Linked DNA regions of Homo sapiens: all the other regions are linked to region 2. A link is a loop called in an ENCODE intact Hi-C map of the cell type or tissue named here. Cell type or tissue: dorsolateral prefrontal cortex. All regions are shown on one strand. Links, peaks and the distances in the headings refer to the core of each region. The heading gives the core; the rest is flanking DNA. Region 1 has its middle 28 kb from the start of ZFAND3-DT. Region 2 overlaps BTBD9 (BTB domain containing 9). Region 3 overlaps ZFAND3 (zinc finger AN1-type containing 3). Region 4 overlaps CCDC167 (coiled-coil domain containing 167). Region 5 overlaps BTBD9 (BTB domain containing 9). Region 6 has its middle 7.9 kb from the start of MDGA1.

Region 1 (4,904 bases), core at 497-4,496, 700 kb before region 2:
ATGGCTGAGAGTGTGCACAGGGGATCTGGGGGAGCAGCAAGACACATGTAACACCCTGGGAAACATTACCATTATTTTTTTTCTTGATATATAACATATATGCAGTAAAGTGCATAAGGCTCAACGGTACAGCTCAATTAGTTTTTACATGTGTGTACTTTCATGTAACCATCACCCAGATCAAGATAGAGAACATTTCCACATTTCCAGCTCCTCAAAATGTATATGCCCCTTCCTAGTCAACACCCCCCAAAAGGTAGCCACAGTTATGATTTCTATTGCCATAAATTAATATGGTCTCTTCTTGGACTTCATATAAATGGAATCACACTGTATGTGATTTTGTTGTGCCTGGTTACTTTTATTCAATATCACGTCTGTGGGATTCATCCATGTTGTTGCATGTGGTTATAGGAATTATTTTCATTACTGAGTAGTGCTTCATTGTATAAATATATATACATGTATGTATCACAACTTTTTAATTTTGATTTTTTTTTTTTTTGAGATGGGGTCTTGCTCTGTTACCCAGGCTGGAGGGCAGTGGCACAACCATAGGTCATTGCAGCTTCGACCTCAAATGATCTTCCCACCTCAGCCTCCCAAGTAGCTAGGACTATAGGTGCATGCCACCTCACCCGGCTAATTTAAAAAGAAAAAAATTTGTAGGCCAGGCGCACTGGCTCACGCCTGTAATCCCAGCACTTTGGGAGGCCAAGGGGGGCAGATTACCTGAGGTCAGTAGTTAGAGACCAGCCTGGCCAACATGGTGAAACCCCATCTCTACTAAAAATACAAAAATTAGCCAGGCGTGGTGGCACGCTCCTGTAATCCTAGCTACTTGGGAGGCTGAGGCAGGAGAATCGCTTGAACCCGGGAGGCAGAGGTTGCAGTGAACCAAGATCATGCCACTGCACTCCAGGCTGGGCAACAGAGTGAGACTCCATCTCAAAAAAAAAAAAAAATTGTAGGGATGGGGTTTTACTATGTTGCCCAGGCTGGTCGGAAACTCCTGGGCTCAAGCAATCCACCTGCCTCAGCCTCCCAAAGTGCCGGGATTATAGGTATGAGCCACTGTGCCTGGCCCAATCACAGTTTATTTATTTAACTTCTTGTTGGTGGACACTTGTGTTGTCTCCATTCGTTAGCTATTCTTTTTCTTTTTTTTTTTTTTTGGAGACAGAGTCTCACTCTGTTGCCCAGGCTGGAGTGCAGTGGCATGATCTTGGCTCACTGCAACCTCCACCTCCTGGGTTCAAGTGATTCTCCTGCCTCAGCCTCTCAAGTAGCTGGGATTACAGGTGCCTGCCACCATGTCTGGCTAATTTTTTGTAGTTTTAATAGAGATGGGGTTTCACCATGTTGGCCAGGCTGGTCTCAAACTCCTGACCTCAGGTGATCAACTCACCTCGGCCTCCCAAAGTGCTGGGATTACAGGCATGAGCCACCATGCCCGGCCTTGTTAGCTATTCTTAATGAAGCTGCTGTGAGCATCCTTGTACCTGTCTTTTGAATAATTCATTATTTTGAGACACATTTCTGACTTTTAAAATAAATGGCAACATACCATTTCCACCTCCTTCCACTGGGTTGTGCCATGCTGGGATGAGATTACTACAACACTACATCATGAACGTATCTGTGGGAGAAGAGGACAGCCTCAGGACCCCCTGGACGGGCCCTAGAAGCCTCCAAATACAGTCTTGGGTCTTCATGCCATGCATGGCACAGCTGAAGCCCTGACCAAGGTCTTCGCCATGAACCTAGGGGTGGGGAAAAGCAGAAAGGGTTTCTAAACCCGCTAGCCTGTACCTAGCCTGGATTTTATGTATGGCACAGATTTAGTTTACAGATGAGGAAACGGGTTTGGGGAGGTGGAGTGACCTGGGTTCAAACCATGGCTCTGCCAGCTGTTAACTGTGTGGTCTCAGACAAGTTTAACTAAGTTCTCTGACCCTCCATTCCCTCACCTAGAAAAATGGGGATAATAATATTTACCTCGCAGTGTTGTCAGGAGAATTAAATAACAGATGTAAATCACCTTGCATAGCACTTGGTGTCTATAATAATGGTTTCTTTTTCTTGTTTGTTTTCTGCTCAAGGTCACATAGCTAGTAAGCTGAAAAACTCAGAAACAGAGCTTTTGAAGGGAAGGAGGAAAGAGTAAAAAGGAACAGTTTGGGGTGCCAAATTAGGGACTATGACAATGCTTTGTGTCTTTATACCTCTAGTATCCCCCATAATGCCTGGCATACAGGGGCCACTCAATACATGCTTATTGAAGGTTTGAATGGATAAGTGAACAAATAGATCCAGAAATTCACACTAAGATTGCTTTCAAGCCTTGATTTAGACTGGCTACCAAGTGGGATTTATTGGGATGGAGAAACCAGCTTGGGGACAATGGGGTTGCTGGGTATCAGTAATGAATGATCCGCTGACAGGCTCTCACCTCAGCCAGGAGGGTTTGGGCCCAGTAGACAATCAGGTTGAGTTAGAGAGTACATGTCAGGGAGCAGGGAGAAAGGGGCTGCTGGAAAGAGAAAGAGGACTTGGGAGCAGGTGCCTAAGGGAGGGTAGGGGAACCATTTGGTCAAGGAATGGAAGTCTCGCTGGGACTATCAAATGTAGAGGCTCTGGGGGCTGGGCATAGTGGCTGGATCAAGAGGTCAGCCAGGGCACCTGGGAGATAACACTGCCATCCCTGTTCTCCTGTAGACCCAGGGGCTGGACAAGCAAGTTTGCAAAGAATATGCAGCAGCCAGGCAGGGGAGCCACTCTGGGATTCCTGCCCCCGCCTCCAGAAGGCGGGGTTTGTTCTCCAGCTCATTCATTCTTTGGGATGACTCATTACTGAGTTGTCATGTTGTCATCGAGTGCAGAGTTACAGGGAGGAGGGGCAGCCTGTCTCGCCCATCTGTGCACAGGCAGTCCTGGCAGCACTGCAACTGGAGAGTTCCCAGGCTGGCCACATGGGGGCGGGGGGAGCCAGGCCTGACATCCTGGCCATCTGGGCGACTCCAGTTCTGGGAAGAGCACTGGACTGGGAGTCAGGGGCCTGACTTCCTGGGCCTCCTACACCCTGGCCACCCTCTGTGCCTCAGCTAATTCCAAAACAGAAATGATGATACCTCTCCTGCCTAAAACCAGGACGTCTCATCCCTCATTTGTGTTTATACCTTAATTTGTGTGTCAGAGAAATCTCCCTGGTAGTTAGCCATACTCCAGTTTTGTTCGCCCGGAGGACTTAGGGCAACTAGTTTTCTTGAGATTACATCTTGCAGATCCATCCCAGGTGCAGATAGGGGATGAGAGAACACTGCGGTGCCAGGCAGGCCCTGTGCGAAATGTTTCGCTCTCACCAACCCTGTAGCCCTCACAATCACCTTTTAGGATGGACTTGAGAATGAGGGGCATCTTTTCTGTTTGTTAACTTTTTTTTTTTTTTTTTTTTTGAGATGGAGTTTCACTCTTGTCGCCCAGGCTGGGGTGCAATGGCGTGATCTCAGCTCACTGCAACCTCCACCTCCCAGGTTCAAGTGATTCTTCTGTTTCAGCCTCCCAAGTAGCTGGAATTACAGGCATCTGCCACCACATATGGCTATTTCTTTTTTTTTTTTTTTTTTTTTTTTTGTATTTTTAGTAGAGATGGGGTTTCACCATGTTGGCCAGGCTGGTCTCGAACTCCTAACCTCAGGTGATCCACCCATCTCGGCCTCCCAAAGTGCTGGGATTACAGGCATGAGCCACTGCGCCTGGCCTATTTGTTAACTTTTATATTGGGCTATAACTTACATGTTAGTAAAGTGCCCTTATCTTAAGTGCACATACAGCCGGATGAATCTTTAAATGTATGTACACCTGTGTAACCGCCCTCCACATCAAGATACAGAGCATTTCCAGCATCCCCTATGCTTTGCCCCAGTCAAGGCTGCCCTGTAGGTAACCTGTATTCCTACCTCAAAATAGTATTTTTGCCCATTACATAGATGAGGATACTGAGGCTCAGATATGTACAGATGGATACTGATGCTCACGATAAACTGCTGTGCCCAAAGCCACATAGCTAGAAATACTACTGTTAATGCTTTTGGAGGCAGAGGGTGGTGGGAGAACTTGAAAGAGGATGTAAGACTGCTGGAACCAAGACTTCCCATTCAGCAGCTGTCCAGCATCATCTGCGCATCCTTGCACCCTCGATCTTCAGCACCCACACTTCTCATTGCACCCAGCTTTAGGCAGGAAATGCTTTTGCCTCTGCTGGCCTAGGCTACACCCTCCCTGGCTCTCTGCTTCTTGTCCCTGCTGGTGCCAGAGTGCCTCCCCTTGACTGGAGGGTCCCCTCAGGAGAACAGAACCCTGCCCAATCCCAAAGGGTTAAGCCTGAAAGCCTTTACTGAAGAAGTGATTGAGGCTAAATTCTAGGAGCGAAATGCAGCAGTTTCCTATTCGCAGCTGATAAGCCCTCTCCATAGCCCAGCACTGGGCCACCTTGGAGTGCTGCTGCAAACTGTCTTGTCACGAGGAAACTATGCTCCCTCCCAGGTCCTCCCTGGGGGCCTGGCTGAACCCGGGCTACAGGATTCTGCCTCTTGAAGCTGTTGCCCAAGAAGTGACCTAAGTCCTTCTAGGAGACTTACCCCAACCTCTTCCTCTACAACTAGTGACATCACGCGTATTTGCCAGCCCCTCAAGGAGAGATAATCCACCCCTGTGGGACCTGACTCAGTATGTGCATTTTGATGCACAAGTTCCTGTTGATCTTGACCTCAGAACTCTCCTATCTCCAACTCCTAGCATACTCTACCCTCTCTTTAAAAAGTTGTAAATACCTTGCCCTATCCTTTTGATTAGAAGTGTCTCATAGAGATGGGCTTGAGTCCCAGCTTTGGCGAATTCTCCAC
Region 2 (4,904 bases), core at 281-4,280:
TGCAGGAAGGAACACTGACCAGGAGCAGGTAACTGAAGCTCAGCCCTAGCTTTAGCCCATGCTATTTCTATGATCTTGGGAAAGTAATTTTCATCTTCCTATGGCCCCATTTCCTTCAATATAAAATGGAGATAATATTTACACCTACTGCCTCAGTGTTTATAAAGTTCAAATGGAGGAAAGGGCTCTTTTCAAAATACAGGCCACCTGTGTTATTTATGAATTTAAAATAGAAGAATAAAGCAACTAAAATAATGATTTTTAAACTTACATCATCCTCTCATTCATGAATTTCATAAACTCATCTCCTTAAAGTGCTACATGGCATACATGTAAGAATAAACATAATTTTTTATTTCAATTATTTGTTTTAATCAACTAAGAGAACTATTTTGTGTGTATGTATAATATTGACATTTTATGGTAAGGAAAATTATAATGTGGCACAAATAGCATATCAATTCTTTTCTTAAAGTGTTGATAAACCAAAAAACTGTCAATATGCTAATAATAAAGTTGCATTTTGCTCTAAATTAAATGTACACTTTCGATTTAAGATTTTATTCACAAAATAAACAGTACCACTGCATAAAAAAATTACATGATGATATAAAATACTATGTGAAGGAGTTGGCAAATTATGTTTATAGCTGTTCTTTAAACCTAGACAATTCTAATCTAGAATTCGATCTAAAAATAAGATACTTCTGCATTTTTAACCCTTAAAAAATTGTCCATTCAATACTACTCATTAAAGCAAAAAAGAAAAAAATTTTTCAACTTACATACAAAAATTCCATGAGTTTTAAAATAATAAGAAAGTGTGCTATAACCTACCGATTACTTTGAATAAAGGATATTTATCAACAATTACACTGGGTAAAAACGTTCCTTTCTCTGAAACCCTGGAGGAGCAATGTTTAATGAGAAAGAATTATTTATGCCTACAAACACAGAACTGTAATAGGTAGTTTTAATGTAACACATCACAGCAGTAGATGCAGGCGGCCAGAAACGTGTTACCTGGTTTTGACTTATACCCAATTTCCAAGACCAGACTAAGACTTTGTAAACAGCAGGGGCTTTTAGTTTTGTTTTTCCTTATTATTGATAGTGGATGGCAACAATATTTGTGCTGACGGGGTCTTTGGGAGGAATACTGAGGTTCTCCCTTTTCCTGAGGAAAATGAGGTCTCACTCATCTCCTATTTGCCAGGACTAGTGATCTCAGCACATGCTTTGTTCTTTTTTCTCTCTGTTTAAGTGCTGGTAGTAATTTAGTGATTTCAATCATTGCTACATTCATTTTGGAATAATAAAGTGATGTTAGGAGATTCCTGTCATTGCGAAGACAGGTTTTAGGAGGAAAAGGATCTATAGTTAGTCAGTTTTGCTACCAAGAGTAGCCTTTGGTACACTGAAATCAAATTAACTACAAAAACATCAGGGATACGTGTGGGGATGGAGCTAGCTGTGGGGAGATGAGCACTGAACCCAAACCAGTCTGGGCCAGAGGAAAACTCTACAGTCTCATCATGCAACAAAACAGGGAAATTGGTTTTAGCGTTTTTAACTTTAATTAGTCACATTAATTAATGCTAAAAACCAATGTTAACAGTATATTATTTTCATCTAGTTAAATAAAGGATTACACACATTTGAGTAAATTACACAGCATTAAACATTTCGATAACTTGAAATGAAGCCATTACTGTCATTCAAACAAGTTTCCACAGCTAAAGGCTGAATGTTAAGTATGAACTGATTTGGCATTACAAGAATATAAATCCTTTATCTTTTTACTGAGAAGAAAAAATGAAGAGATTCGATGACTTCTGACTTGAATAAGTGGTTTGCAGTAGCACAGCGCCCTCCAGTGGCCAAATTTCAAAATGCAGTTTCAAAGGACAAAGTTCAGTAGCAAATCTTTTCATGTTGAATGGTGTTAAGCTGGTAACATTAGCTCCTTTTTCTTTTCTCTTTTAATATAATTGTTTATCTCAGCACATATTTTCAATATCAAACCATTTTTCTATTGCCAAATTTCCCTCACCAAATTAAAATTCTTCTATTCAAATCTGATTTGTTTTCCCTCAGAAATATTCTGAAAAGTAAAAAAGAAATCAAAGCGAAACAAAACAAACCTAATGTGGACACAGACAACTGCAATGAGAGGGAATTCTCTATACGCCTCAGATAATGGCGAATGCCAGCACTAGAGTAGTAGTAATGAATTCTTAAGTGTTAAAATCCAAACTCCAGAGTAAGATTATACAAATTATGGAACTCTATTTTGCCTGATATACATCATGATGAGTACATATGGTGAGTTCAAAGTTGTAAGCATATCTTTTACTCATTTTTTCTATATGTGAACATTTCTGTTTTTAAATAACAGTATAAAAGATTTCACTGTATGCACATTCTTTCACTATTACAACTCCTATTAAAATGGATCCAAATATTTTTCTGTGGAAGTAGGAAAAGATAACCCTTTGGTTACCTTTGCAGATTACCAGAAAAGCTCCCTTAGGCCAATCTAAAATACTCCTATTCTTGAAAAGACATTGATTTCTCACAATGAAAAGAGATCATAATTCCACTTTTAATAACTACTGCCATAGAGTAAACACTTATAATATTCTTGGTCTGCCAAATAAATACTGCAAGGCATCTGGGGGCATACAAGCATTGCCCCGGATCCTATACCAAATAGTTACTAGGTAGCATGAGGGAGTTTGCTATCAAAAGGATAATAATAACTAGCTATTTTTTCCCTTTTCTGCCTACCCAAAGAATAGAAAAGTTTAAGCATGTTTTAAAGAATCATACCTTTCACCGAAACCGACAAAGCAACTCTATATAATGTCAAGAACAATGGCTGTGGCCTTGCATCTTGTTTCCACCGCTACAGATCAAAACAGGCAAATAACATCTCTGTGTTTCGTTTCTTCATCTATGAAATGAAGATAATTGTTCCCATCTCATGGGAATGTGGTGAGGATTCATTGTAATGATGCAAATGAAATAACTAAGCCTGACTGCCTGAAACTCACACGGGAGATCTTCAAAGAATGTTAGTTCTCTTCTCCATCTATTCTTACCAACAAAAGAATGCAGAAGACCTATTTTCACCAGAAGGAGGACTGGAACCAGAGTTAGCAGGTATGGAGTCACATGGGTGAATCAATAAAACCCACTCAAAATTTCATCTATGAAAAACCTGTCCTTCTTTATTATACATTAGAAGACCCAAAGATGGTTCTGGAAGCAAACACACTGAATTCTGGAAAGGGGAGGAAAAGGAACAGAATTGGCATTTGTTATGTGCTTCATGTGCTACTGGTTGCACCCAGCTTTTCTATACATAATCGTATTACTTAAGGCACCACAGAACTCTATACAGCAGTTAGAACTGTGATGGAACCAGTGAGGCTGGCTTCCTCTTATCCAAGTATGACTGGAGGACAGGGCTCAAATGACCGTGCAGGTGCATCTGGGCGGGGGGGCGGGGGTATAACAATGAAGAGGAGGTGCAATAACAGCCCCGTGGGGATGATGACAGACAGAATATGCTCATGAATAAGAATGTCTTACTTATCCCATCTTAATTACTTTCTTCTGTCTCTTTCTTCATGTTTAAGTATTAAGAGCAGTGAGGTGGTAAGAAATGGTATGGGAGTCATATCAGAATCCTTTGGAGAGAAGAGATGGGCACATGTGTCATCTAAAAAAGCATTTTCAAAATTATAATAAAATACACAACATTTGCAAAGCAGGCTTTCTGCCCGTTGTGACCGTGAAAACAAAGCAGCTGAAGAGGCCTGATGTGAAAGTGACCTCCTCTGTGCTCTGTCACTGGCAAGAACAGGAAAAACACTTGGGGCAAGCAAGCCAGCCCCACTTTCACACATGACTCACACGACTGAAGGAAAGAAAGGGCATCCTTCTCAGGCTGTCACTGCCTTCTTTTATTACAATTCTTACTTTTTATAATATTTTAAATAATATTAAAGGAGATGTAAGATTTGTAAGTTTATCAAAGAGACATGAGTTTTTAAATGTTGAGAAACACATTTTTCTAAAGATGCAAATCAGCCAGGCGCAGTGGTTCACACCTGTAACCATAGTACTTTGGGAGGCTGAGGTGAGAGGGCTGCTTGAGCCCAGGAGTTCAAGACCAGCCTGAGTAACACAGGGAGACTCTGTCACTACAAAAAAAAAATTAAATTAAATTAGCTGGGCACGGTGGCACACACATGTAGTCCCAACCACTCAGGAGGCTGGGGCAGGAGGACTGCTTTAGCCCAGGAGGTTGAGGCTGCAGCAGGACATGATCACACCACTGCACTGCACTGCAGCCTGGGTGACAGAGCAAGACCCTGTCTCTTAAAAAAAAAAAAAAAAAGAGAGAGAGAGATGGAAATCAGCTTCAGGAAAATGAGAGGGTAAAGGGAAAAAGGACTCAATGGACAATTTTAAAAATTCGGGCTTTTGGCTAATGGTCATTCCAATTAAAATGCAAATGAATGAGGCTTCTAGCTTTTGCCAGCTTGCCAAGTACCCTATGACTTACTAGTGGCAACAGCCATCATGCCTTCCCTTGCTACGTTAGTGTCTAAAACAATGCCCTAAAAGCTTAAGAGAGCTGGTGGCAGACAGCAAAGTAGCCAGGGCCTAGCCACATGCTCTCACCAAGATCCACCCTGAAGGTGAAAACTTTCAAGCAGGGAAGCAAAGGTACCAGCATGCCCCCTTATCAACATGGGAAATACCTTTTTCTCAAAAGACAAATGCCACAATACAGAACTATGACCATCTAGCAAGCAAATGACAGATGGGTCTAGACACATAAGGTAAAGGACAAAATTGGTTTTGGTGACTCTCTGAATATTCATGGAATC
Region 3 (4,904 bases), core at 356-4,355, 460 kb before region 2:
AGATGAGGTCTGGGTCATGTTACCCAGGCTGGTCTCTAACTCCTGTGCTCAAGTGATCCTCCCTCCTCAACCTCCCAAAGTTCTGGAATTACAAGCGTGAGCCACCATGCCTGGCCTGTATGCTGCATTTTTTAATGTATTATGAGCATTTATCTATGTTACTATAAGAGTGCTAGTAATACTATTATAGATTACTGTAATATAATCAATATAATAGTTACAAGATTTATATTTTATAGCAAAGATAATATTTGAAAATGTTCTTAATGGTATAATCCTAGGCTAAAAGGACGTATTATAATTTAACTATTTTATCATTGAATATGTCAGTTGTTTGAAAGTTTCACCAATAGAAATAATTTTGTGGAGAACATTTTTGTCAAGTCTTTGAGACAGTTAAGTTGTATCAGAAATGTCATTTGAACTCTGCTCAGTGGTCATGGAGCTGTGATAGGAAGTGTCTTTAGTGTCAGAGCAGATTATAGGAAGACATGGACCTCATTACCCAAAAGAGAATAAAACTCTGAGCACCTACTTTACTTAAAATGTACTGAAGAACTCTTGGGAAAGGTAGAGGTCTAATTGTTTTCAAAGGGCATTTGATAAATATCTTCATCTCTTTATTAAAAGCTAACATTAAGAGCAGCTGGGAGGAGTTGATTATCTAATAACTGTGGAGGGGAATGGTGATCAAGCAAAGCACAAAAGAGTCCCTGAACTTTATTTAGCTGAAGTTGTGCCTGCACAGTAGATGCCATGTCTTATCTTACCATGAACGTAGAAAACTTCTTTGCTTATAATTAGCATTTCATTGATTTGAGTGGTGTGTTTGAAATTGAATTATTATTATTTATTCAAATCTAGGAACTAAAATGTAAAGATAAGTTTTGGTTTTGTGTGTATGAATGTACTATGCAGAGTCCATGTTGCTACTCTGTATAAGACCCAAGCCTTGATTGCCTCCCCGGAATGCTAATACAAAGGCTGTCATAGTTACTTTGTGGGCTAAAGCTGTATCCTTTAGGAAGGCAGTGAGAAACTTACTGAAAAAAAATGGAAGCCTGCTAGCTGAAAAATTTAAACACATTAACCAAAATGGCTGCAAGTAAACTCTTATCCAAGAGCTAAATTCCTGAGAGCTGTTTGAAATAATTTATTTAGACCTGTAAGAAGATCAGAAAGGGGTTGGATTTAGTTTACTCTCTCTAGAAACTAAACATCATATAATATAGACTCTCATCTATAATGAGAAGGGATGTTGTATTCAGGAATAGGCTGGAAAATATTAATCCAGCTTTTCCAATCTTCATTATTTTTTTAAAAAAGGAAATTTTGCCTTTCTCTGTGTAAATCAAGTTGAAATGTTTCTCTAGCTAGAGTTGATGTCATTGCACCAGCCACTTGTTTGACCTAGTTAATAGAACTTATATTTATTGCAACCTTCCCCTCGTCACCTCATTTTAAGACAGGGGTTCACAAGGAATGGCCTGCAGGCTGCTTTAACCAGGTAATTAGAACAGCATGTGTGTGACAGCTAGTAGTTTAAAGCAGTAATTCAGCTGTGTCTGAAAAGATTATTCACCTTTCCATTTACTCATTTCTCTATTTGTACTGAATTTTACATGCCAATCCACAGTTTTCTATGTCAGTGCCTATAATTGACTGTACTTGTTACATAATTAGCAACTGTGCCTTGAATTGAAACTCCTTCTATCTTTTGTTTTACTGATAGCCAAGAAGCAGGTAGATTTTCATGTTCTCTCTGAAAGCTTTCAGGGATAGCTCAGTCAGTCAGTCAATCACAGGGTATCTCTATGACAACTCTTGTGACATTTATTTAATGGCACTTGGCAAAATAATTAAAATTAATAGCTTATTTAAACAAGCAGAGTTAAAGCTTTGTTTAAAAGGGTACTTACTGTTTCAAAATAAATTTTATTTTACAAATGACTTAAAATTCTAGAATTTAAAAAGACTTCTAATGAAAAAATATTTTCTAGCTTGTGCATTGATTTTCTAACCTTTTGTCCATTTAGGGATCTGAAAAAAAGTGGTAGTACAATGTTGGGCTTCTTAAACAGTGATTTCCTCAGCTTTTTAAGAAAAGCCTATTATGTTTTACATTCAGTTTCATCTTTTGTGTGAACTTAAATGTGCCAGATTGCATCTACAGTGTTTTTATTTAGTGGGGCAAACTAGTCTCTTCCTTTTCTCTTTGTATGAAGCTTTTACCTTCTCCACCTCTACTCCAACCCATGCAAGAAATGGAGATGTTAAAATGCAAGAAAATAATGCAGAATAAGAAAGGATAAAGTCCATTGGGGTTGGCCTAATATACTGTTGCTAAACCTGCTTTACTGAAAAGCCGCCTGATATATTATACTGGGATGTATCACCCTTTGATAGTTATTTTATTAGGAAAAAAGTATTTGCATTTCCAGTTCAAGATATAAGGAGCATCTAAGAAAGAACTACTGCAAAGCCAGCAGAGGGAGCACATCATGTGTTTGCTGGCTTGTCTTGAAAAATATGCAGTATCTTTTGAAAGATTCTTGACCAATGTAACTAAAAATAAACAAGATCATTTTTTCCAGTGTGGCTTCAAAATTAATATTTTAAAAAGGGGAAGAAAAAAAGATTCTTTGTCAAAAGCTGATAATGGATCTTCTCCCCAAATAGGGACTTCTAGGCATTTTAAAAAGTTGATCTAGACAAAAGAGGAATTAAGTTGAGTCCTCAGCAGGAATTGTAGCTTGTTCATTGAATGGTATTTATTTTCCCATAGGCCTTTTTGATTAATACTTCAAATTTGACTTTTAATTTGATACATACAATTGTTCTCATACCACTTCCCAAAAAGGGTTTTATTTTTATTTTTATTTTTTCTAAGTATGGAAATAGCAGCACATAAGAAGGTTCCTATTACATGTATAGGATTGTTGATGGTTGTCTTGCTTCTAATTTGTGCTGTTAAATAGTCACAGTTTACTGGAAATTTAAGTTTTTACACTTCCTGGGCCTAGTGTAAAGTTGATTTCCTGTTGAGCTTTCGGGGTTCATAAATATAGGCCTGCTTTTCTTTCTTGGTGGCTTTTTTGATGCATGGGATTATGGAAGTTTTATACATGCATTAAAGTTCTTTTTCCTTGGTGAACTATAGCTGAAGTGTGTAACTCGAGAGCAGTAAGAAATACTTAAAAGTATTTTGCTTAAGAAAATATCTTCACATGTGACATCCCGAATCTTCTATTATGTTTCTTTACTTTGCAGTCTCATTTTCAAAATATATTATCATAGCCAAGGCATTTTTCTCTAAACTTCTTTTTAACAAAGGGTTCCCTCCTTATGCTGCTCTAATTTTGCTTATTCAGGACGTGTCTCACGGTTTCTAAGCAACCAAGATAATACATATATAATAATTGTGTATTTTAGCTTTGAAAGTCTTAAAAATAATCCTCAAAAAGGGAGAGAGGGTGATTTGTTTTCTTAGGTACCCATGTTCTGAGTTATCAATATTGTTTATATTTAGACACTGACGAAATAGTAAACTTAGGTTGCTTAATTAGCATATGGGAGATCCTCATTAATGTAATTCTCTTATTGTACTTAATACAAATTCCTGCCTTTTCTTTTTCTGTAATATGAACTGTTGTGTAAGCAGTATTGAGTCATTCAAGAACTCAGCAAACACCACTAATCTAGGAAAGGTGCAGATTCTATCTCATATCCATGTTTTAATTTTCTAGAAATTGTTTAGGGTGGGAATTTCTAGAATGCTGGTGTGTGGAGCTTGGTTGACCTTCTAGGTGAAAAGGCCATTTAGTTAAAATTATTTAAAGCAAAACATTTAAAGTCTCTGGAAATTGTCCTAAGGGCACACAGCAAATGGAGAAATACTTTCAATAAAGTCTACTAAATCTCAGTAAGAACTGGAGACCTTGTGGCATTTGAGCCACAACCAGCTTCCATCCATTACCTCTCCCAGCTCCATGTTATGGAAAGTCTCCTCCAGGAGAGTGCAGCCAAGAATTCAGGGTCCCCTCTCTCCCAGACTCTTGAGTCTGTTCTCCCTGGCTAAAGACAGGACAGAATAATATATTCCCTGAAATGTGATAGCAGTTTCCAAGCACCACATATTTTCATTAGTAAAGGGTGAAAATCTAACTGGCTAAGGAAGCTTAAGCACTACCTTTGACCAGTAAGAAGTTTATGTGAACCCAGGGGTGACCCCTAAGAAGCCAGGCTGAAAGATAAAAACAAGGAAAAAAATCTGAGCAGGGACATCAGAAGCTGCATACTGCAGGGTAAATAGGCTTCACAGAATTATTCCAGCCAAGCCACTAAACAAACAACAAGCAACACCAGAACAGGGATAGGATAGGAGAGGAGGATAGAGGGTACATAACCAGACTTGGTTGTATTATCTAAAATGTCCAGTTTTCAACAGAAATTCATGCAGAAAAACTAGAAAGTGTGACCACCTACTGGGGATAAAAACAGAAAACAGAAATTGCCTTTGAGGGGGCCCAGATGTTGGATTTAGACCAAGACTTCGAATTATAAATACATTTCAAAATTAATGTAATTATAAGTAAATATAAAAGAGGTATGATTACAGACTCATCAAGTAGAGATTATCAATAAAGAGATTATACAAATAATCCACATAGAAATAGAGACTTAAGAAACTAACTTGACAAGCATGTTTTTAACATGTAAATACTAAATATATGAGTATATATTTTTTATTAAAAATCTTTTTCTTTCAAAAATTTTAACAGAAACAGGGTCTTAACTATGTTTTCCAGGCTGGTCTCAAACCCCTGGTCTGAAGCAATCCTCCTGCCTTGGCCTCCCAAAATGTTGGTATTACAGGCATGAGCCACCATAGCCAGTCTTAAATA
Region 4 (4,904 bases), core at 478-4,477, 1.0 Mb before region 2:
CACTGTGACAATCCAGGATCAGTCTGTGTGACTAAAATAACAGAGGCGTCAGACCAATTAGTGTCACTAGACTTGGGCGAAAGAGGGAGGGAGAGATAGATGGTTTCACTGACCCTAGCCTGCCTCCCCTCCAAGGAGGGCTGGTTCTGCCTGCACGGGACTGTGCTTGGGGGTGGGGGATGCAGATGCTGCAGGCACCTCCCTCTCTGTTCCCGGCTGGTTTCTCCACCAGTTAGTCATCGCCCTGGTGCTGGTTGCCCCCCAAAGTCCGCCTTCACTTTGCTGGACTTCCTCACTTTGGCCCCAAGAGTCCTTTGTGTATGGCCTTAGTTCCCTGGGCAACCCCATCCCTTGTTTTTCCTACTTAACTGGTTTCATCTCGGCCATCCACGCCCTTCCTCTGTTCTGCCTTGCTGTAGCCTCCCACCTGCTCCCCTCCTTATTCCAAAGCTAGGAGTTTTAGAGTTGGGGGGTGGAAGGGTAAGGGAGATGTCTGAGTTTGCTGCTCCTGCCACAACTCCCCCTCTGATCAGCCCCACCCCTACTTCTCACTACAAACCCTACCTGATTTACTGGCCACTGTCACCGTAAGTCTGTCTGGTCATTACCATGACTCTTCCTGCCCACTCACAGCCTCCCCAGCCTTGCCTGCCTGTCGAAGATGGATTAACTCCGCACTCCCCTGGGATCGCCACATGACCACTTCAAGTCCCCAAGCCGCCCTTCGCTGCACAGACTGCATTTTTTTCTGCCATAATTACAAGCAATGGCACTGACTGGAGGGCATGACAGTGTGTGGTGGGGGGATGGACAGGTGGCACAATGTCTGCTGCTCAACCCCAGCAGTGCCCGAGCCCTGGAAGTAACTCCCACTATTTGGCTTGGAAAGTGCTTCCCACTGTCTCCTTCCCACTCGAGCTGGGGGCCTTCTCCTCTATTCTGAATTGTAATCCAGAGCTTTCCCTTGAACATCTCTTCTTCCTTGATTCCTGAGTGCCGCCTCTGCTGCTGCTGCCTCTTCCTGCCCCCACCGTCCACCCTCCGCTAGTCAGACCATGACATTTACTCAGCAGACGGGAACAGCTTTGTGTTCTTTATTGCCTCTCCCTTGGGCTAAGGGAGGGACCAGCACCATGTCCTTCTGGAGACCCGGAACCCCCCAGCAGGCCAGGGAGGCAAGGCCTGGGCCGCCAGGAAGCCATGCTTGAACACTAGGTTGGGAGGGGAACACCCCAGCACCTTGGTCCTATTGAGGCTTGAAGTGCCTGCTTGATCCTGATCAAGGGGCCAAGTGGAAGCCTGTGCTGGTTGTGGGGAAGTGCCAGGCTCACATGGTCCAGTAGGCATAGACGAGCGTCAGGAGGATAAAGATGGCCACAGAGAGCAGCATGTTCTTCCGGTTCTCTTGCCGAAGAAACTTCAGTTCCTTCTCTGGGAGGAAAGAGGGTGATAGGGATAGGACAGGCAGTTTAGGCCCGTCTGTTCTGCTCTGCCTCTCCAACGAGTGGGTACACACTGCTGAGGGCAAAGACGCACCCTTCCAGCCACCTCCTTACCCATAAAAATGACTCTGCCCTTCTTAATCTGCCCAAATCCTGACACCCTTTTGGCTATAGAGCCAGCCTGATAAAGTCCCAACGCCCAGTGCTGCTCAACTATGGCTCTTTAAATGTGGTTGAGGTTGAGGGTGAGGTGGGTGAGGAGTCACCAAAAATGCCACACCTGAAAGCCAAGCTAGGAGGTGGTGTGACCGCCAGGTGAGTCTGCTTGCCTGTCATGGGGTTGGCTGTGGTGCTCATCCTTCAAGGCATCTCATCCGCCAACCAGAAACTGAGGGCACCTGGGGCCTCCTTGGGCCTGACAGTGGAGGAGGTGCTAGGTGGGGCCACGTGTTTCCTGAGTCCCTGCCCTCTGCCGGGTGCCTGGTTGAGCAGAATCTAGGGACGCTAAGATGCAGTTTGTGTCCATGAGGCAGCTGGTCTTGACTCTAGAGGAAATCAGTCCTGCTGCTCTATGGCCACACTTGTATCAAAGTATCCCCTCCAGGTGACACGCAGGTAGGGGGTACTCTGTGAGGGCTAAATTGAGTGGTGGTGTGGTTTTGTGTGAAAACCGCTAAACTTGAAGGGAAACTAATGTCCCATCCCTGTCTGTGCTGGGCAGTGGGAAGAGACACCTGCAGAGCTGCTCTGGGCAGGCCAGACTGAGTCCAGGGCCCAGGGTGCACCGGCCCAGACATGCTGAACTCCAGGCAGGGCTGGTAGGTGTGCACTGTGCCTACGGCATTCATCAGACCAGCGCTTCTGGGGGACTCCTTGCCATTAGAACCTTCCTGGGGCTGATTCATGGCCAGGCCTGGTCCCCCAGGGGAGAACAGAACCGACAAGTCTGAGGAGCACCTATAGACCGTGGTCCTCCCCAGCCTTTAGCAGGGAGCCCACCAGCCTGCCAGCCGCCCTCTGGCGCCCCGCCGGGCCTGGCCTCTACCTGCCTCTGCCCCCAGCGCCCAGAAGGTGGCGGCATCGCTCCACCCACAGGAGCCCTTGCCGTACCCAAGTGGGAGGTTCGGCTTCCTTCACCCCTCACTTCCCACTGCATGGTTTTCCTGGGAGGGTGTGGTGGGTTGGGGTGGGGTGGGCTGGGGCGTGGGGAGAGCAGACTTCCGATGTCTAGGTGAATGATTGTCTCCTAGACCTGGCCACGGCCACATCCCTTCATCCCAAAGAGCAGACAGACCCACAGGCGGTCTCATCCTCCCTTAGAACAAAGCAACAAACCTGCTCTCCCGCAGGCTGCTGGACCTAGCAGGGGTGTCTGCAGCCTCTGGGGGCTGGTTCCCTCCCAAAGAACCCCCTTGCTCCCTGCTGCCTTGTCAGGCCCCTTGGGCTTCTGACCCTTCCTGGTTCTGGGGACTGGAGGCTGGGGCTGGTAACTGAAAGGAACTTTCTTACCGTAGTTGGAGGCTTTGTTCATTAGGCTGTTTTTCTCCTTCTCCAGGGACCTCCTGTGAGGGGAAAGGAGCTTCATGGACCAAACCCTTTTCCTTTTCCCCACCCGAGGGGCAGCTGGCATGCCAGTTGGCAGGGCTTGGGTCTTGTTCGGCGGCAGGGGGGGTGTGCACTGAAGCTAAGATGTCAGGGACCCAAACCCTCTGCCTCAGGCCTACTTTGGGGGACCCAGGATAGATACAGGGGGTGGGGGCCTGATGGGGAAGGGTGGGGTGGCTGGGCAGGAGCATTACCTGGCCTCTGGGCTCAGCTCCCGGCTGTGGAGTCTGGAGTTCACGGCCTCCAGGTCTCTCCGACACTGGGACAGCTTCTCCTCTAGCCCATCGATCTGAAACAAAGGCCACAGAGAGGTGGGCTGCCGAGGCTTCTAGCTCTCAAAACACTGGGACTGGGAAGCAGGGCCTCCGGGAGTCTTCTTGGACAGGTGTTCCCCCCATTCGTTTTGGCAGGGCAGGGCACCCAGGCCTGTCTTCCCTGGAGTGTCTTTGTTTTGCTGTCCTCTGCCTCCACGTGGTTCAGCTCTGAACTGCACAGGACAGTGGCCTGAGCCACACTGTAAACAGTAGTGGGTGTTGCCCAGGGTCTCACAGCTGTCCCAGCCCTCTGGGCCAAGCACAGGTTGGGGGTGGAGAGGAGCAGCCCCTTGGTCTGTTGTCTCCCCAGCACGATGCCCCAGTTGGGCGCACAACAGGAGCAACCAGAACCCTGAACACGGCATGCACCTGCCCCACGGGCGTATCCTAGAGTGGCGGAGATGCTGTGAAGAAACTGGCTTCCAAACACTCCACACGTGTGGGGCCGGGTGATTAGACATCTAGGGGCAACACAGAGGTGTTTTTCTCATTGACATACTTCATCTTAATAACTTAGTAGTCCAAGTTGTAAAAATATACATTTTTCTGTGAGAATCAAAAATTACTGAGAAAAATGCTCAAAAACACCTTTCTTCCTCTCTGACTTGGTTCTTAAGCAAAAACTTTACCTACCATCAAGGTAGCAAAATAGTTAAGGTATCTGTTTTTTCCATTTGTTTGATTAGAGTTTCAGAGAAGTGTTCTTGGGGAAATACTTGAGTTGTGGAGAAATGTTTAATAACATACTGGACTGGGTTGTCCAAACCTGGGTTTTGGCATTGAAAGTCCATCTCCCTGTGTCTGACTCAGTCTCCAGGTGTTTAGCTGGCCACCTCTCTGGCTGGGGCGAGCCTGGGTGTCAGTGGGTGGAAGGGTTCAGGGGGCTCTGTGACCCTCCCAGCAGCTGACTGAATAGTACCTCGGAGCCCCATAATGCTCCATTTCCCATCTCTGACTTCACTCATTCTCACCACTTCCCTAGGAGACATGGCAAATAAGACCTCCATTTCACGAATGGAAGAATGGGGGTCCCCCAAATGGAATGACTTTCTGAGAAGTCAGGGTGGGGCACCCCTCTCCTTATCAGTCTCAGCCAGTTCTCTGCCCCATTCGCTTCTGGAGTTAGCCCCTGCAGGGTTAGTAATCAATGACTGCAGGTAAGATCCCTGCCTCCCACAATGGCTGGTTAGAGGGTAGCAGGCATTCTGGGGCTGAGTGTCAGGAGAGTTGCATTCCAAGTCTCTGGGCCTTCTGTCTCTCTCCACGGCCAACACCCATCTCAGCCACTTCCATGTCAGCCACTTTTCCTTCTTCCCGAGGGAGGCCTGGCAATGACACACCATCCACCCCCTGCCCTGCAGCCCCACCATGGCCACCTCCAGCCCCATAAGCAGGGCCCTGTGGGAGAGAGCGACCACAGAGCCTTGAGTTAATTGCCTGGTTAATTGTGTCGTTTCTCTGCTACTGGGCACCCAAAAGGAGGGCTGTCCTGGGAAACAGACCCAGCCAGGAGATGGGGCTGTCCCTGGGGAGGCCAAAGGCC
Region 5 (4,904 bases), core at 640-4,639, 230 kb before region 2:
GGGTTCAGTTTACAGCAACTAATTGCTCTCCTTGCTGGTATTTTGATACAAAATTCAATAGCGAATATGTTTTCAAAACTCTTTTCTTTGTGGCTTGAGTCAGAAGTGACTCAATGCAAACCCAGTGGACTGAGGTTTCCAGTCTTTAAAATAGTTGCTCTCTCATCAGTCTGTGAAGAAAGTTTCCAAATTGTAGCATTTTAATTGGAAAGTCTACATTATGCATGCGATGACAAACTATGTTGTGCTGAATGGCACTTTTTTCATCCTTTTCTTAAGGGATTAATACTGTGCCAGATTGTGAACAATGGCTGAAGTATAACAGTTGAGGTCAACAGCTTCTCCACTGAATTGGTGCCTTTTAGACCAGAAGCAAGGGCCTGTTTTGCCTGTTTCTAACTGTCCATCATTTGTGGGAAATTCCACTGGAAGGCCTGGGACCATAATGCCACTGTTGCTAAATTTTCTCATTTGGGTGAAAACCAACTAAAGGAAGATCAGCAACCAGGATATTAGTGACAGTGCAATAACTTATGATCAAATCCATTCCTAATCTTTCAGTTAAAGTGAAAGATACTCCTGATCTCAAAAATGTATACAGTATATTCTTTGGTAAAGATCCTTTAAGTTCTTCAGAAATAATTGTCTTCCATTCAACAATTCAAAAAATATTTACTGAATAACTACTCAGTAACATTAGGCAAGTCACTTTACTTATACTTTGGTTTCATCCTTTGTGACATTAAATGTCGAGATTTGATGGCTTCTCAGCACTCTTCCAGTTCTAACATTTAATATTCTGTTATAGCATATGCAGAGGTTTTTTTGGTATGTCTGTACATTACACAGTAACTCCTGTCTTTGACAACTCTTTCCAGCACAACCTCAAGGTGGACATGGGAGATTCCTGAGCTCAGTTTATCCTCTGGACTTGGAAGCTGCCCAATCCATGCTGGGCTAATCAGATTTCCTTTCTCAAAAATTTAGAATTATGTGAGATTCCAGCCTAACGTGCCCTGTTCACTTAAAATGAGATGATGAAAATACAGGCATTCTGGGGTGAGTCTCTTTGATCACAGGCATACAGAAGCAAAGAAAGATACCTGCAGTGAGAAGCAGAGACCACAGGCTGTGCAGTCCAGGGAGGGCTACCTGGGGTCCCGACAGATTCCAATGTCTGGTTTCAAAACCTACTAGGGCCCTCCGAGTTTCTCCTCTAGTATTCCGTGAGAAATCTTCTAATCACTTAAATAAAGTTACCATTTGCGGCTTAACCTATCTTTACTTGGTTTCTGTTACTTGGAACTAAAAGGGCCAAAGATAAGCTCCTGGTGGAGTGCACTGGACAGAAAAGGTACGCAATAAGAGTAGATGTTATGGCAGTGAGGATAGCAATGATACCGTGATGGCTACAGGACCAGAGAGACAACGAGGTAAAGAGCAGGGGTGGTGGGAAACCTCCCTTATGATGGCAATCTTTTCGTTCAATTATGAAAGAGGATTCTATGTAGAAACGGAGAGCGGTAAGACTGTGGTGTACGGTGGCAAGGCAAAACAGGCTTTGGAGTGGGCTCAGTGGCATCAGTGGAGCTGCAGGGAGAGAGCCTTGCAAAGATGGAACAATCAGTGTAGTTTATAACTCTCCTCAGCGGTGGCACTGGGGAAGCAGGGCCAACAGTGACAAGGAGGATACAGGCCAGGGTCAGAGAACGAAGGGCCAGGAAAAGTAATGACCACCTGTAGGCTTCTGAGGAGGTAAGTGGGATCAGAGATGGTAGACTAATGTTCAGAACAGAGAGAGACTGGAGGTCATGATGCAAAGAACAGATGCGGCAGCTGTAAAGGTGAGGGAGAGAGGTAAGGAGTTGTGGTGACAAAGGGAAACTTCAGCACTTTCACCTAATTCGGAAAAGTCCAGTTCCTGCTCCTCTGGATGAGAAGCAGAAAGACAAACAACACATTAGGGTCCCTATTCTAATCTCTGCTACTGAGGGGCAGGAGGGAGCCTGTAACAGCTTCCAGAAGGAATTAATACAGCTTCAGAGAAACAACTCTGCCGGTGAGAAAGAGGGACTTTCCCAAAGATGAGAGGGCTCCTTATCGTCAGCTGTCACAGGGTTCGATGACGTGGCTTCACCCTCAGGTGGGGAGCAAGGTCCAGCTGAGAAGAGCTGCTGGAGGACGCTGAGTCCAAAATGAGATTCTCAGCGGGAGCCTAGAGCCCAGTAACCATGTTTTCTTAAAAGTGTGTGAAGTAGACCAGGCGGCTGCCCTGCAGATTCCAGACATGAGAACCCCTGAGGTGTTGCCACTGCAGAGGCCTGCCTCTGAATGGGCCACGACCTTTCAGGGCAAAGGGAACACCAGTCTCCTAATAGCAGGAGGAGGGAAAAACTGGCTGCTCATCAGATGGAATGGATTCTGGGGAAATGCATTAGTCAAAGGACATCAGAGAGTCTACCTACTGTCTCATAATGTTTAATCTCTCATATCTGGGACGTGGAGGGTGATTTCTCTAAAAGGGGAAGAAACGATGGCACTGATTAACAATATTCTCTTGCAGGTAGCCAGAGAAAAGGCAAGCAGAAGCTCTCGGGTGTGTGGCATATGTAGTTTCTGTGTTTAGTCAACTGAAGTCCAGGATTACAAAAATGTGAGGAGGTGGCAAGTATACATTTTGGCTCCACTGTGTAGGCTGGCTCATTGAGAAAGGGGGATATTTAAGGAGGGATTTTCTTTCTCATGAAATCTTATATTTGATATAGTATAATTATTTATTTATTTATTTAAAGCCCACATACCATGAGAAATATAGTATAATCTAGGTATGTTATCTGAAAGTGGAAAAATATCAATGGAGAATATGCCTGGAGGATATAACTGTGGAAAGCTGGATGGGGCAAAACTTTCCAAAACTTGGAGACAATACAAAACTACCAATCTTTTTTTTTTTTTTTTTTTAAGACAGGGTCTCAATCTGTTGCCCAGGCTGGAGTTCAGTGGCGTAATCTTGGCTTACTGCAACCTCTGCTCACTGCAACCTCCACCTCCCGGGCTCAAGTGATCCTCCCACCTCAGCCTCCCAAGTAGCTGAGACTACAGGCACTCGCCACCAGGCCTGGCTAATTTTTTGTATTTTTTTGTAGAGAAGGTGATTTGCCATGTTGCCCAGATAGGTCTCAAACTCCTGGGCTCAAGCGACCTGCCTGCCTCAGCCTCCCACAGTGCTGGGCTTACAGGCGTGAGCTACCACACCTGGCTAAAACAACCAACTTTTAACAGCTAACTAAGACCATCTTTTCACTTCTTAGAAAGATTAAGTTTTTAACTTCAAGTTTTAGGTGATAACATAAAAGCTAACACCACATTACCAAATACATGGCTGCAGCTGCAATATTCATTAGATACTGAGTGTGGAATGAATGGTGAACAATTAATCATAGTCCCACCTCACATTCACACAGTCCTCACTAGTTTCAAAATGTTTTTGCATACATTATCACATTTGGAAAAAAAACAATTTATAATCAGCACATTTCCTGCTTTCAACGCAAATCTATTTTCCTAAGTTTCCTGGTTAATTTTCTTACATGGGCTAAACACTGCCCAAGCAATCTTTTACAGATTATTTAATCACTTGACAAACTCTTTTTTTTCTTTTAACAAATAAATTTTGCCCCAGGCTTATGATCTAGACTTCATACTACACAGTCCAATTTAATGAAAATTCTCAGCCAGGCACGGTGGCTCACACCTGTAATCCCAGCACTTTAGGAGGCTGAGGTGGGTGGATCACCCGAGGTCAGGAGTTCAAGACCAGCCTGGGCAACATGGGGAAACCCCATCTCTATTAAAAATACAAAAATTAGCCGGGCGTGGCAGCGTGCACCTGTAATCCCAGTTACTCAGGAGGCTGAGGCAGGAGAATCACTTGGACCCGAGAGAAGGGGGTTGCAGGGAGCCGAGATTGTGCCATTGCATTCCAGCCTGGGCGACAAGAGCAAAACTCAGTCTCAACAAGAAAGAAAGGAAAGAAAGGAAAGAAAGGAAAGAAAGAAAGAAAGAAAGAAAGAAAGAAAGAAAGAAAGAAAGAAAGAAAGAAAGAAAGAAAGAAAGAAAGAAGAAAAAGAAAATTATCTCATTTTATGCTTTCAATGTGGAAATATGATAAAAATTTGTCCAGGCCAAACAGCCCTTGAGAAGAAAAGCATTCTTATATTTTGGAAAGTGACTCTAATACAGCCCCTTCCTTAAGCAAAATGTTGGCATCAAAAATATTGGGAACCCCTCAAATGGTCTTATGATATTTTAAAAGGTGAAGTCACAATATGTTACAGACCTTTTGGGCAGTGACACACTAGGCAGGTATGCAGCTTTTACGGATCTTCCCCCGTGTTTAAATTTGGCATCACCAATTCCCCTCTCCAGCAAGGCCATCTGCCTTGATCCCAGCAGCTTCCTCCTCTTGATGAATATATACAATCAGTGAGATCAGCCTGATTTGGTTCACCGGCAGGATCAGAAAAGGATGTGTGAGAGGCAGAAATGCCGAGGTCCTGCCCAGACGATAGGGCTTAGCTCCCAGGCATCAGGTCCAGCTGGCTTTTAGCTTCATTTGCTAGGAAGGCTATTACGGGCTGTTGTGAATGTAAAAGGCCAGAATCAGTTTCTTCTGTTAATAGCTGAAGGCAATATGCATTTGTGTGAGCTTTTCTGTTCTCTGTCCTCAATTCTATGAAATTATTAGGAGGGCGATAAGAACAGACAGACACATTAAAGAGCTCAAAATGTACTAATCTACAGCTGAGTGTTAAGAATTCTTGGATTTTTACTTAACATTTATGACTCCTGTGAAACAAAAGGCCCCAGTGTGGGCCTTCATCCAACAGGTAGGGGAGTAGAGT
Region 6 (4,904 bases), core at 582-4,581, 790 kb before region 2:
AAAAGTGGAGTTCTTTTGACTCTTCATTAACTTAACAAATATTCATGGACCCAAGCATTGTGTCTATATAATCCTGGGCACCCCATTGTGCTGGAGGCATCCAACAGCTAAAGACACAGCCCTGCGCTCAGGTAGCCCAAGTCTGATAGAGGAGACAGCCCTGGCCCTAAGGGCCCGTAGTCTGATGGGGGAAGACTGCTATTACAGGGTTACAGATCCTGGAATACAAATGGAGCCAGGCTATAGATCTAGGGACAGATAGATATACTATAACAGCAACCAAGTGTTCACTACATGGGTAAAAGTGAAGAGGATGGAGAACTAGGAAGGCACTGGCTGGTTACTCTGATTTCTAGGCTCTTACTGAACATTTTGTTTTTTTTGTTTTTTTTGTTTTTGAGACAAGATCTCACTCTGTTGTCCAGGCTGGAGTGCAGTGGTGCAGTCAGAGATCACTGCAGCCTCAAATCCCCAGGCTCAAGTGGTCCTCCCACCTCAGGCAACCAGGCTTGAAAAAAAAAAAAATTTAGCCTCCTGAGTAGCTGGGATTACAGGCACCCACCACCATGCCTGGCTAATATATATATGTATATATATTGCATTTTTAATAGAGACAGAGTTTCACCATGTTGGCCAAGCTGGTCTCGAACTCCTGACTTCAGGTGATCCCCCCGTCTTGGCCCCTAACCTTTCTTCAAGCCTGGTTGCCTGCAGCTTTCCAAATTTCAGCCAAACCCAAGGGAAGTAGTCTGTGTTTTACTTGGGTATTTTCTCCTAATGCAAATGTCTTTCTGGGCTCCTGGGAAAGAGGCCTGTTTGAAGGAAATACTGTTAAGCTGGCATGCAGCCGTTGGCACCCACAGGGAAGAGCACCCTCTCTCTGGAAGCCAGGCTCCACCCCAGCAAGAAGTCCCAGCCCCATCTGACTCCACTGACCTCCCCTAGGGAGGTATCTCTGACTAAGCAGACTACAGGGCACCTAGAGATCAGCTCCTCTCCAAAGGCCCCACCTGCTACTCTGGCCTCATGAATGACACCCCTCCACCCCAGGCTTAGAGTGGGCATTCGTTCTCTGTGCTTTGTTTCCATGTGTGCTGTGAGCTCAAGGGTAGAGTGAGTGTCCTGCTCATGTCTGGACTGCTCACAGTACCCAGTGCCAAGCTGAGCACACAGTAGTTATTTGATTTATGCTCATTAAAATGAACTGTGGCAGGGTGTGGTGGCTCACGCCTGAGTTCCCAACACTTTGGGAGGCCAAGGTGGAAGGACTGCTTGAGTTCAGGAGTTTGAGACCAGCTTGGGCAACACAGTAAAACCTTATCTCTAAAAAAAAAAAAAAAAAAAAAAAAAAAAGTCAGAAAATTAGCCAGGCATGGCGTCATGCGCCTGTGGTCCCAGCTACTTGGGAGGCTGAGATGGGAGGTTCCCTTGAGCCCAGGAGGTCAAGGCTGCAGTGAGCCATGATCACACCACTGCACTCAGCCTGGGTGACAGAGTGAGATCCTGTCTCAAAAAAATAAATAAAAATAAAATAAAATGAGCTGAGTTGGTTACACTGACTAACTCAAACAAAAGTAGGCTTTGGGCAAGACCTAAATTACCAGGATAACGGAGGCCCAAATTATCCAGACAATATGTAGATTACGGACAAATACAAATAATGAAGATCGAAGACATGTTTGAGTTATGTACAGGCTGAAGGAAAACTGATTCTCGGGGAAGGGAAGCAGGCAGGTGAGGCCCAGGGTTTCTGGGAAACCCCTGTGTAAACAGTGGCAGGGGGTTAGCAACCCCCACTGCTGCTTCCTTCTGAGATGCTGTCTGGGAGGAGAGGTCTGAATCAGGTGCGTTCCTAGAGGCATGGGGGCTCTGCCAGGCTGAGGGTGGCTCTGTCCTCAGGCATCTGCTCCCAGGCCTCAGCAGCCCCAGTGGAACGCATCAAGTTTCGCTGAGCTGGTCTTTCTAACTTTCTCCCCGGCAGCTCCGCGGGAAGCAGGATCAAATGTTCTCCAGCCTGAAAAGCCCGGCTGGGGTGTGAGGAGAAAGGAGAAGGGGAGGAGGGGCGGCCAATCTGCGGTATTGGAAGGGGAGGGGCCGGGGCCGGGCCCCAGGGACAGGCCTCGTGACTCTCCTTGCTCCCTTTCTGTTTAACCCTCCCAGCCAATTCTTTTTCCTTTAGCCATTAGCTCTTTTTGATCCACGTAAAAGGGGGTGGGGGGCGGGAAATCTGGCGTGGACTTGGAGGCGTTCAGCACACCCGCGACCGCTGCGTGGCATAAACTACAGGGGGCGCCATTCACATAGGATACGACAGACATGGCGCCCGCCCCCTCCGCCCCCCCAGTACAACGTGGGGGCCCTGCTGCCACGCCCTCGGGTCTGACCTGACCCCAGGACAAGCTGGCGGGTCATCCTACCCTGTACCTCACTTCCCTCGCTCCTTCTCTTCCCAACCCACCCCCAAGCCCCCGCCGCCAACTCCTGTCTTGGCCCCTCACCCTCCAGGTCGCTCTTGTTCTGGCCCCCACTCCTGCAGGCCACGCTGCGGATGGTTCAGAGAGAGACGGGGGCGGGGGAAGGAGCCATCGGGCCTTCTCCTGCGCATGCTCGCTGTGAGACGAGCGCTGTGAGCCCTGGGGACTCGCTGCCCTTTTGATTAACTCGTCTTATTACGTGGCTCTCCCGGCTCTCCTTGGGGACCCTCCATGCCCACCATCCCAGGGGGCCTTTGGGATCCATGCCTGGCACGGGCTTGGAAGGAATCCCCAGGCACCGGCCCACTCAGTCACTAAAGGATGATCCGGCCTGCCCATCTGTCCCCCTTTTCATCCTCTAACCCAAGGTTTATCTGAAGGAGCGTGCTACAATTCATAAGCATCAAATGCCCATAATAAAGGCCATTTGCTTTCATGACCACCTTTGTCATCTTCATTTTAGAGGGGCAACTGAGGAACAGAGAGGTTCAGTCACAGATAGCTAGTAAGTTGTGTTCAATCGAACTAGAGAATCTGGCTCCAGAGTCAGAGTCTATACTCTTCACCACTACTTGGTGCTGCGTCTCACGAAGAAGTGGGGCCAAAAACTGGCACACTAGAGCTGCGCTGGCCAAGGCATAGCTACTGGTAGATATTTATGTCAGTTTCTCAGTCACGCTGGCCACATTTCAAGTGCTCACAGTCACACTAGTGGTTACCGTGTTGGACAACAAAGATATACAACATTACCCTCATCACAGGAGTTTTATTGGACAGCAGTGCTCAGAAGTCCTTAATTTTTATCCCAGCACTACTGCTTACTAGCTGAGCGACCATGGCCGGTTACCTAACCTCTCTGTATCTCAGGTTCCATAAGAATGGTGCAAGGCCAGGCATGGTGCCTCATGCCTGTAATCCCAGCACCTTGGAAGCCTGAGGTGGGAGGATTGCTTGAGCCCAGGAGTTCAAGACCAGCCTGGGCAACATAAGGACACCTCATCTCTGTGAATCAAAAATTTAAGAAAACTAGCCAGGCATGGTGGCACGCACCTGTAGTGCCAGCTACGTGGGAGGCTGAGGCAGGAGAATCCCTTGAGCAGGTCAAGGCTGCAGTGAACCATGATCAAGTCACTGCATTCCAGCCTGGGCAACAGAGTGAGACCCTGTCTCAAAACAAGAAAGTGCCAACCTCATAGGGCTGTTAGAAGGATTAAATGAGAAAATGTATATGAAATGTGCTAGGCATAGTGCCTGGCATATAGTAAGCATACTAAACATTATTATTTTGTTAGGAATCATAAGCCAGTCCTTTATTTAACAAAGTGGGTAGCTAAAGACCAGAGAAACTAAGGAACTGCCTCAAAGCCACACAGCAAATTAAATGCCAGAAGCTGAGGCTCCTCATTCTTTTTTCTCCACCACATGACCTAATGATATCACTACAGCCAATAAATGACTTCCGAATTTGGCCCTCTCGAAAATGTTGTAAGGTGGTTAAATGAGGTTTCATCAACCTTACTGTACAGATTAAGAAACTGATGGGCCCGGTGCAGTGGCTCATGCCTGTAATCTCAGCACTTGGGAGGCTGCGGTGGGGAGGCAATTAGAAGTCAGCTGAGGGCAATGAAGTTAGGATGAGGGGACAGAGGCTGGGTACCAACCCATCCTACTAGAGCGGATATGACATGACCCGTTTATTGTGTCTTACCCACAAAATGGAGCTTCTGTCAGGGAGGATCTTTGTCATGTTCACTGCTATATCCCGCATAGCTTAAAGGGTGCCTGGTAATCAAGAAATGGTTGTTGACTGAGTAGATGCCCATTTTTCAGATAAAGATGGTAAGGCTCAGAGATGTGAAGGACTGTGCCCAAGATTGGATTTATTCATACGAGAGGAATTTACTGAGCATCTACTTTGGGTCCACATGTCGAGTCTCTCTGACTCCAATTCCTGGGCTTCCCTTCAATACCTCCCATCTCCAACCCGCATTCTACAAAGGGGAAGGTAGGGCTGCCCTGACTCCATCCTATTCCCCCGGCACGTAAGTGCTTCTCTGTCTTTGGTTGACCTGGCAAGGAGAGGCCTGAGAAGCCTTAAATTAAGGTTCAGGCATGAGTTGTGTAGCCAGGATCTATGCTGAAATTTTATTTTGTGTTTTCCCATTGCGCTTGGAATAACGACCTTCCATCTTCCATCCCAAGAAAAGAACTGAAGCCAGAGTCTGAGTCGGGTTTTTTGTTTGGTTGGTTTTTTTGGTGGTTGCAGGGGCGGGGTGGGTTGCCTCAAGTAGCTTTGGGGTTTGTCGTCAAAGCAGAGGGATGTCCCGACTCAGTTAGGTTTAGGAGGTGGAGGTCTCCTGATGGAGAGTAAAATGGAAGGAGAAGGGAGATGGGGCCTCCCCAAGCTGGAAGCGACAGAGATGAGGCCTT

The links. Hi-C counts contacts between places; a loop is a spot of excess contacts. Peaks named below come from ENCODE experiments on the same cell type or tissue, not always from the same donor. Only the 100,000 strongest peaks of a DNase experiment are listed, where the experiment ranks them.
Region 1: it touches region 2 in a loop (4-fold over the local background); 70 of 110 quality-filtered maps call a loop at or near these places.
Region 3: a loop joins it to region 2, with 4 times the contacts of the local background. A loop is called at or near these places in 53 of 110 quality-filtered maps.
Region 4: a loop joins it to region 2, with 2.5 times the contacts of the local background. A loop is called at or near these places in 13 of 110 quality-filtered maps.
Region 5: a loop joins it to region 2, with 2.9 times the contacts of the local background. A loop is called at or near these places in 2 of 110 quality-filtered maps.
Region 6: it touches region 2 in a loop (5-fold over the local background); 65 of 110 quality-filtered maps call a loop at or near these places.

What each region holds. Positions count from the first base shown.
Region 1 is chr6:37,788,664-37,793,567 of GRCh38, forward strand. No RefSeq gene overlaps it. Among named protein-coding and RNA genes, the nearest start is that of ZFAND3-DT, 28 kb to the right of the region's middle. RefSeq lists enhancers at 2,730-3,024, 2,750-3,044. In dorsolateral prefrontal cortex, for the core only: CTCF peaks have their summits at 2,964 (motif pointing right) and 3,173; a DNase peak (open chromatin) is centred at 2,928.
Region 2 is chr6:38,492,265-38,497,168 of GRCh38, forward strand. The region is part of intron 6 of BTBD9 (BTB domain containing 9); the gene reads right to left. Among named protein-coding and RNA genes, the nearest start is that of BTBD9-AS1, 13 kb to the left of the region's middle. In dorsolateral prefrontal cortex, for the core only: CTCF peaks have their summits at 1,867 (motif pointing left) and 2,066; DNase peaks (open chromatin) are centred at 1,877 and 3,857; H3K27ac peaks cover 2,316 bases.
Region 3 is chr6:38,032,017-38,036,920 of GRCh38, forward strand. All of the region lies in intron 2 of ZFAND3 (zinc finger AN1-type containing 3), which reads left to right. Among named protein-coding and RNA genes, the nearest start is that of ZFAND3, 210 kb to the left of the region's middle. In dorsolateral prefrontal cortex, for the core only: a CTCF peak has its summit at 2,478 (motif pointing right); no DNase peak of the experiment used is centred there.
Region 4 is chr6:37,481,859-37,486,762 of GRCh38, forward strand. CCDC167 (coiled-coil domain containing 167) reads right to left here. Exons shown (of 4, transcript NM_138493.3): 2 at 3,242-3,336; 3 at 2,952-3,004; 4 at 1,080-1,431. The coding sequence ends at 1,328. Among named protein-coding and RNA genes, the nearest start is that of CCDC167, 16 kb to the right of the region's middle. In dorsolateral prefrontal cortex, for the core only: CTCF peaks have their summits at 2,501 (motif pointing right) and 2,701; a DNase peak (open chromatin) is centred at 2,513.
Region 5 is chr6:38,262,559-38,267,462 of GRCh38, forward strand. All of the region lies in intron 8 of BTBD9 (BTB domain containing 9), which reads right to left. Among named protein-coding and RNA genes, the nearest start is that of BTBD9-AS1, 220 kb to the right of the region's middle. In dorsolateral prefrontal cortex, for the core only: no CTCF peak of the experiment used is centred there; no DNase peak of the experiment used is centred there; H3K27ac peaks cover 1,569 bases.
Region 6 is chr6:37,703,314-37,708,217 of GRCh38, forward strand. No RefSeq gene overlaps it. Among named protein-coding and RNA genes, the nearest start is that of MDGA1, 7.9 kb to the left of the region's middle. RefSeq lists a silencer at 2,263-2,522. In dorsolateral prefrontal cortex, for the core only: CTCF peaks have their summits at 2,294 (motif pointing right) and 2,494; DNase peaks (open chromatin) are centred at 2,308 and 2,588; H3K4me3 peaks cover 1,285 bases; H3K27ac peaks cover 1,854 bases.